Regions from separate parts of the Homo sapiens genome. Here region 2 is linked to region 1. Evidence: chromatin loops called from intact Hi-C (ENCODE). Cell type or tissue: ascending aorta. All regions are shown on one strand. Links, peaks and the distances in the headings refer to the core of each region. The heading gives the core; the rest is flanking DNA.

Region 1 (4,395 bases), core at 233-4,232:
ATGGTCATTTTTGAAAACTTAAGATGTTGATATTTAAAAATCACCACTTAGGGGCTTCATAATGGAATTTAGAAGGAAAAAAAAATCTGCTCTTTAGAAATGACTCTCCCGTTGGCAGCACAATGTAGTGGAGATAAAGTTGTTTCCAAGTTCCAAGGCCTTCTACTGCAAGTCACCTCATTTCTTGTTAGACTTGTATCTTCCTGGCAGGGAGCCCACAGTCATTGCCTATGGGCCTACTGGTTTAGCTATTCTTTTCCCTTCTCGCTCCCCATGGTTTTATAGCACTACTATGATTCCAATGTGTAGTGTTTTGTTGTTGTTGTTGTTTTCTTCTTAAACCATACAGAGAAACTTTATCAGTAAGTGTTAACATGTGTTTTTTAAAAAGGATAGAAAGTTTTTCTTGCTCTTCCCTACCAGGCTTCACATTCAATAAATATGTTAACACTGTGCCTTGATCAGTTTCAAAACTTTAATGATTATGAAACTCCAGTGTTTTTTCTGACTTCAAATTAAAATATGGCATAGGCTGGGCATGGTGGTTCATGCCTGTAATCCCAGCACTTTGGGAGGCCACGGCGGGCAGATTGCTTGAGCCCAGGAGTTCGAGACCAGCCTGAGCAATGTGGTGAAACCCTGTCTCTACTAAAAATATGAAAATTAGCCAGGAGTGGTGGTGTGCGCCTATGGTCCCAGCTACTTGAGAGGTTGAGGTGAGAGGATCACTTGAGCCTGGGAGTTCAAGGCTGCAGTGAGCCAAGATTGCGCCACTGCACTCCAGCCTAGGCAACAGAACAAGACCCTGTCTCAAAACAAATAAATAAAATAATATAATATAACATAAAATATGGCATAGACAATAAAGTTAGGGAACATAGATACAAGGTTTTTTTTTAATGGGTAGTAGCTGAAATGTACTTGATCTGGAGATCAATATACTGGAATGCTGGAATACTGGAATGCCAGAATACTTTGCACATTTTCTCCATGTTAGGTTACAGAAACAATGAGATAATTTTATATGGTAAAACCTTAGTTGACTGGTACCCACCAAATCATAGTCCCCTAGTGGGTGCTGCATTGATTGATTAATTTTTTGTTTGTTTGTTTTGAGATGGAGCCTTGCTCTGTTGTCCAGGCTGGAGTGCAGTGGCGCAATCTCGGCTCACTGCAACCTCTGCCTCCTGGGTTCAAGCGATTCTCCTGTCTCAGCCTCCCAAGTAGCTGGGATTACAGGAACACACCACCACGCCCAGCTAATTTTTGTATTTTTAGTAGAGACGGGGTTTCACCATGTTGGCCAGGCTAGTCTCGAACTCCTGACCTCAGGTGATCCGCCCACCTCAGCCTCCCAAAGTGCTGGGATTACAGGCATGAGCCACCGCGCCTGGCGATGATTGACTAATTTTTAAGGCTGTCAATTAGGACTTGCCAGTAATTCTCAATGCCTGCCGATCCAAGGGCATTGATTAACAGGCTATAGGATATGTCTTGACTCTCAGAAATTCAAGGGTGGATGCTTTGGCCAAAGAATTATCCAAACTATTATAATAGCTAAACCCTGGCTCTTGGTGTGAATTGAAGAGAGAAAGTTGGGCAGACTAAAAAGATGGTGGTAGGGAACCAAGATGGAGCAGTGAAGTTGCACAGAGACAGCTGGGGACATATAGTAAGGAAATAGTAAAAGGACACATGGAAATATTATGGGTCAGGCAACTTCAAGGGAGTACCTTTTGTCATCTGCAAGCTTACAGTGTAAATTCAAAGTGGTGACCTTGACCCCAGACAACTTTGTCTATCATCAAAACCTGTCTATGTCTATGAGATACCACTTCTTTCTAAGGTAGAAATAATTACTTTTAAAGTAATTATTGAAAAAAAACCTTTTCAACAAAAATAAAGTTTGGGGGCTTGTAGAGAGTTAGCCTTCTGTTACCAGAAATCATCTCATTATCCCAGTTTTCCATCATTCTTCCTCAATTGACCCTGGTCAGGGTTCTAGTGCCAGTTCTGACATTTTTATAGTCATTGGATTTGAGAGATGAGTCCCTTCTCCAGTTCCCTTACCTCTAAGGCCCTTTTTTATTCTGTACTTTTAATTTCCTATCGTTTGCACATCTCAAGAGACTGTACGGTCTATATCAGTTTTTAAGATATAAACTCGTGTGTGTGCGTGTGTGTGTGTGTATGTGTGTGTGTGTTCGGATTTGGGTGACGTACAAGAGAACACTTCCTCCCCCTCAAAAATCATCAGATTTCTTATATTTTAAATCTATATCACTGAGTTTAAAGACTGGCCTCTGTGTTTTTCTATGCTATCATTTTTTAAACCCACTTTTTAACTTAGGATGTTTAATACCAGAAATCTGTATTCTGCTGGAGACATAGAGCCAGATTGTGGTAGTGACAGAGCTAGCTGCTCCCCCTCTTGGCCAATTCTGGGAATTTTTTGATAGTAGAGCTGCTAATTAACTTAGCTGAATCAGTCATCTCATGAATATGCTAATCACATACTTAATTCAGGAGGGAGTTAGGGAAAATTGCTTGGCAAAGGGAATAGAAATAGAAGTGGGGCATAATCCGTGTTTTGGGACCACAGCATAAAGACCCGCCCCCAAATGCCTGGCATTTTGTGAGAAAATAGTTGTTTTTAAAAGAAGCATAGTTAAAATCCCAAATAGGTTAAGGTGATTACAGCTGCCATGTTAAATGTATTTCTGAATTACATAGTAAAAATGATGTTACAGCTATGAAGTAATGTCATTGCTACATAACTGCCTGTATCAAACTGTAGATATTCTGCATGTTTAAATAACTAAGGAAATGGTTGTTGTCTGATGCTAGTCTATTGGGAAAACTCCTTTAATTTGTCATTTTCAGAGCAAATTTAATAACTTTGGATGGGAGGCAGTGCACAGTGAATTATCATCCTAGTTCTGCAGTGAACCCACTGTGACTGTGACCTGGGGCAATTAAATGAGTCTCAGTTTTCCCATCCATAAAATGAGGGGGTTGAGCTAGATGCTCTCTAAAACCCTTTTCAATCCTACCAATTCTGTGAATCTTTTAAACATGTGACTAGACCAGCTGCTTTAGTGAAAGGCCTTACAAGATGTTAATTAGCCGTCTGTATGGTACCCTCTATTTTCCCTCTATCATTTTTTAACTCTCAGCTACTTTCACCAGGTCTTTGAAAAACCCTCCCATGAGCCTGAAGCTTGTTAACTTGAATAATAGTAGAAATTTTCTGAATTAGCTTAAAATGCACACAAAAGAAATAATTGTCTGTCCCATCTATCTGCATGGGCCAAGTGTAAACCAAGCAGTTACCCTTCCCTTAAGCCCTAAGGCCCCTTGTTTCCTATCACTTCACAGAGGCAGGGCACGAAGCACTCTTCAGACTTAGCAGAATCTGCATTTTAATCACCAACTGCAAATTTTCTGTAGTTCATATTAGCCATTAACCAGTGCAGAGGATCAGTGAGTAGGAGGCATTAAAATTTATATGCCCGTGAAAGGCATGACCTCAGTGGAAGCGAGCTATCTGCTAACCTTAAAAGACAAATATGTCCAGATAAGCTTCATGGCCATTGACTAAGCTGAAATTTCTGGAATTTTCCTGACCCCTGACTTTAACTATTTTCTACCTATATAGATAATTGTCGTTTATATAGCCACACTTACTAAAGATCCCCTGAGAGGGTTTTACATTGGAAAAAGTCTAAAACACCCTCAAAGTAAGTGTGTCATAGATATGCATAGCATAATATACAACATTGATTGGTTTTTAATCCTCACCTCACATTTCATTAAGACATTAAAAAAATCATTGCTTTCTAAAACCTCTGCTGTAGTACAGCGGGCAACATTTCATAGGCTGAGTAGCCTCGAAAGTACGGAGAAAGACATGAGGCCTTCTGGCCTTCCTGCAAATGCAGTGTTTCTTCCAGATTATGCCAGTGGTCTCCGATTTAGTTTGAAAGCACTGCTACTCTTTCCTTTATGATTCTATTTTCTTTTCTTTCCATATGAAAGAGACTAAAAAGCCAGCTACTTTTGCTAATTCTTTTATAATCTCTCTGTGAAACTTGACCAGAATGAGCCACTGCCAGCTTACTGTAATCAAATCAAAAGCTCAGACAAAATGCACACATTTCTCTATTGACAAAGGTTTTCTGCCTTTTGAGTTGTTATCTGAAGTGTGACCAATTGTGACTTTAGCATTGGCTATCTCATCGGATTGAAAATGCATGTGCAGCTTTACGAGCCCAAAGCACTTTAACTTTGGGCCTCTCCTCTTAGCTTTGACTTCTTCAGAAGGCATGACATCAGCAAGAAGCAATGGATCTGTCTGGAGGGAAGTAAATACATAGAAGAGCTTCAGATGAACTG
Region 2 (4,395 bases), core at 174-4,173, 140 kb before region 1:
AACTGTGAAATGACCAAGTATATAGGGGTTAACTCGCTACCTGCCTGACACCTAATCACAGCTCTTCCTACCCTTTTCTCTCCCATCCTGTAGGTAATCTGCCTTGGCTCCCTTAATTCTCTTCTGTTTGTGTTCTGCCTTGTACTACACCATTTCCATGTCTCCTTCCTATTCCTAGTCCCCGCCACAATCCCTGCCTGGACTTCCAACACAGTTGGCAGTGGCCTTGAGATATCTTTCCTTGCTCTTTCTGTAAGTGGGACAGATCTTGCTTCCTTGAGTGCGTACTATGTGCCAGGTGCCCTACTGAGTGCATTAAACTCATTTTCTTTAATCCATAGAACAACGATGGATAGATGTCTCTAAACAACATCAGCTCCCTTCCAAATGACAGAGGATCTGTGCCTGCTCTCTGATTGGGCCTCATCCTTCAGGACAAAGGAAGAGATGCTTTCTCTGCGCTTTGCACAATGAATGTTGACTTAGCCCACCGTCAACACAATCCCACTTAGTGCCTTCAAGAGAAGTCTCTCAGAGTCCCATTCACTCTACTCAGGGTAAGGCCCAAGTACTGACTTCCCAGGATGCCTTGCGCTGAGCACACCTGAATGATGACCCACAGAAGAGCTGAGGCCTGGGTTTCAGCTGCCAATTGTAGCAAATTTCTCCAGAACCCAAACTCTCACCTTGCCCTCTGACAATCAGGCCCGAGAGACCTACATCATTGTACAGTGCATGGTCTGTATATTTTGTCTCAAAGCAAGCATTTAAAAATCCTCGCCTGGGAATGGAGTGAAAAGCATTTATGGAAATATTCAAAACATGCATCTCTGTTCCTCAATGAGAACCAATGCTGAGGATGTGACGTTTATAGGACATGTCAGTAGAAAAGATTACTTTTCTTAAAATACATTTGTTAAATGATAGGTCAAACAGCAAACGGATGGGAACCTACAACTGGGAGACATCACGGGAAGAGGGAAATATGATTTTTATTATAAACATATGCATTTTATTATTTCTCCCAGTGAGGATCAGGATTGGGAATCTGCAGCTGTGAAAGGGCAAAAAGAGAGCAGTATTTTTAGACCTGTCACTTTAAAATATACCTTCTCCTGCTTTGCTGCAGCACTTCTCTAAACAAGGCCCTTTAGGAGCCTGAACATTGCGAGAAGGAATACACATATAAAACAAACAGCTGGGAGGCAGTTCCTCTTGCCCTCAAAAACACCGTCTAAAATAGAGCTTGGTTTATCACCACCCCCACCCAGGCCCAGCTCAATTCCCAGGCTCAGGCCGTTGGGCCACTGTCCTCCCCATTTTGAACCATGGCAATCATCAGTGTCTCCCCCATCTCCGGCAATTGCAGTCCTCCCTGGCACTAGATCCTGTTGGTTCTTTCTCAGGAAGTCTCTTTGAATGAGCCTAAACATGAGAAGCTACTGCTTCGTGGGGCCTCCTAGGTGCCTTAGACACACTTCCTTCCAGGTCACTTTTACCTTCTTAAACTTGTGGCTAGCTTCTCTCACCTTGCTTTAGCTCTGGGGATCCAGTGGCTTCCCTAGGAGGCAAGCAAGAGGGTTAGCCCCAGTTTAGAGGGAAGGAAACAGAGGCTTCTTGCTCAAGGTTACACAGCTCATAAGTGGTAGGTACATGGGGTGGTGGAGGGAATTTGAATCCAGGTGTGTCTGGTTCCAAAGCCCTTGCTTGTGCCATAGGCTGTGCTGGTTCTCCATTCTCCCAGCCCTAGCCTTGGCCAAGCACTGACCACCGTGGGTCTGCATGGCTGCAAAACCCTCCACTCAACTCCTCCAAGTCTTGCACATAAAGCCACAGGCATCTGCCTAAAAGGCTTCTTTCTTTACATCCCTGTCATTCTGCAGGGTCTTCTGTATTGCTCGGGGATCACATTCCAAAGTCCTCATCCTGCCATATAAAACCCTCCCTGACCCACTCTTATCTCCAACTTTTCTCCAACAATTCCCCTCTCACTTCACCCTCTTTGACCTGGCCAGGCCACAGAGTCTGGCCCACACTGGTCATGCTCATTCCTGCCCTGCCATCTTTGTGCTGTAATCGTCTGCCTGGAATGCCTTTTACTCTCTTTATCGCCTTCCCAAACCTTCACAAATGACTCCAAAAAGATGAGAGCCCTCTCGCACCATATAATCCACTGCTTGGGCCTGTGCAGTGTTACAACATCCTTCTAGTTGTGTTGTATGTCTCTCTTCTTTCCCCAACAGACTGGTGTACTGCTTTTCCTCATGTCTGGCACCATATTGGGCACAGAATGGATGCCTAGTATTTTCTGGCCTGTTTTGGCTTGATTCGATAAAGTGCCATGTTAAAAAGGGTATCTCCAAGGAGGAGGGTTTATGGGAAGGGTTGTGACCTGTATGAAAGCAACTCCTTTGTTTGCAGTCAGAGTTGGCTATTAGAGAACTGAAAGCACTGGATCAGGCCTTTGTTTTTCTTTTCTTTTCTTTTCTTTTCTTTTCTTTTCTTTTCTTTTCTTTTCTTTTCTTTTCTTTTCTTTTCTTTTCTTTTTTTTGAGACAGGGTCTCGCTCTGTCACCCAGGCTGGAGTGCAGTGGTGCGATCTCAGCCCACTGCAACCTCCACCTCCCAGGTTCAAGCGATTCTCGTGACTCAGCCTCCTGAGTAGCTGGGATTACAGGCACGTGCCACCATGCCTGGCTCATTTTTGTATTTTTAGTAGAGACGGGGTTTCACCATGTTGGCCAGGCTGGTCTTGAACTCCTGGCCTGAAGCGATCCACTTGTCTCGACCTCCCAAAATGCTAGGATTACAGGCGTGAGCCACCATGCCTGGCCTCAACCCTTTCAATCAAGTGATTTGGTCTGTTTGGTCCCTTAAGTCAAGCAGTGGCTTCTTCCCTGTGGCATCCAGAACCAAATCCTGGAGCAAGTGGGAGAGACAGGCACTTTATTAATGGCATGTCATCGCCTGCATGGGACTGCTCTGCCAGCAAGAATGCAATTTCTCCAGCCACTTTGCAAATGACCAAATGATGGGTTTACTCAATCTTTCATGCTGCCAGGCTCAACATTTTCATTTACTTCTTTCATTACCCTTGGCATGGTTTCCATACTGGGGAAGGCAGAACTCTCCCAGGCTCACATCTCCCTAGGGGCTCTAAAAAATACTTTGCCTTAAAATTAAGATCTTTGGTTCCTAGGAATCTCTACCCTTACCCCTGCCCACCCACCCAGGGCACTGGCAGGGGTCTCAGGCCTGTGGAGAACATTGAAGTCCACATTCACATTTTGGTCCTTGTTTTTCAACCATTTCCTAGTGAAATACTATCATTTGGAGAAACAGTTCTGTCAGGAAGTCATTGCAGGCAAAAATCAAATCCACAGCACTCCACACAAAAACAAACAGCCTGCAAAGCCCTTCAGTGGGACTCCAAGAACTGCCATTTGGAAGGGAGGTCAGGAAGTGGAGCGTAAACATCTGGTGTTCTAAAGCACTGGCCTGGGGGCTGTGTGCAGATGTGAGAAGCCATGGGCTCCATGGTTTGGCCTCTGAGTACCTTCTCTTTACTTTTTCTCAGGACAGATTTTTGGCCACCAGGGCACTGAGTCACCCAGACCTCAATTAACACTGGAAATGCTACTCAAACAGATGGACTATTTATCAAGGTGATGGTCCATTTTCACTGACTACTTCTAACATTTCTTTTTAAATTAGCCAACTTGCTAATTGGCTTAGCATTTCTTGGCATAATTGGTGCTAGAAGGTCTTTGGCTCTTTGGAAGGTCTTTTCTTTAAGTCATTTTTCAATTCACGCTGGCTCCATGGGCATTTTGCAAGAATGGATTAACTTGGTACAGTCGACACCTTTTTTTCATGAAACTAGTGTGAAAACAAGCACTTTGGCTCCTGGAGTGTCTCAAAAAGAAGATGATGTTAACAATAGTAGATTTTCTCAAAACACCTTTCATTGAAAGGCCTTGGCATGTTTTACAAAAGTTAACTACTTACATCTCCCAACACACCTGCATCCTAAATCAGAGCCATCCAGATAGCTCTCCCTGGATGAAATGTAGTCCCATGTAGAGTCAAATTCCCAAGTGGAATCTGTAATTGCTGGAGTTGCAAGTTGATGGACAGTTTTTGGTTAACATCCAAAATGTTGCTAACACTGTAATGGGATCTTCACTGGGGGTCCCATTGGATCACAACCTCCCCCTTTCCCCCATCTAATTGGAAAGATGATGCTTCTAGGCCTGTGTGTCTCAAGTGTAATCTATGGTCAATAAGGTACCATCACTTTTTCACTGGCTGGGTTAACATACAAAACAGGACGCTGACCTGATGGCTGAGTGAGGATATTGGCCAGCACAAAAAGCAGATAGAAGGTAGAAATGAA

Evidence for each region. Hi-C counts contacts between places; a loop is a spot of excess contacts. Peaks named below come from ENCODE experiments on the same cell type or tissue, not always from the same donor. Only the 100,000 strongest peaks of a DNase experiment are listed, where the experiment ranks them.
Region 2: it touches region 1 in a loop (2.8-fold over the local background); 1 of 110 quality-filtered maps calls a loop at or near these places.

What each region holds. Positions count from the first base shown.
Region 1 is chrX:133,333,254-133,337,648 of GRCh38, reverse strand. The region is part of intron 2 of GPC4 (glypican 4); the gene reads left to right. Among named protein-coding and RNA genes, the nearest start is that of GPC4, 80 kb to the left of the region's middle. In ascending aorta, for the core only: a CTCF peak has its summit at 2,445 (motif pointing left); no DNase peak of the experiment used is centred there; H3K27ac peaks cover 568 bases.
Region 2 is chrX:133,474,812-133,479,206 of GRCh38, reverse strand. No RefSeq gene overlaps it. Among named protein-coding and RNA genes, the nearest start is that of GPC4, 62 kb to the right of the region's middle. In ascending aorta, for the core only: no CTCF peak of the experiment used is centred there; no DNase peak of the experiment used is centred there; H3K27ac peaks cover 1,098 bases.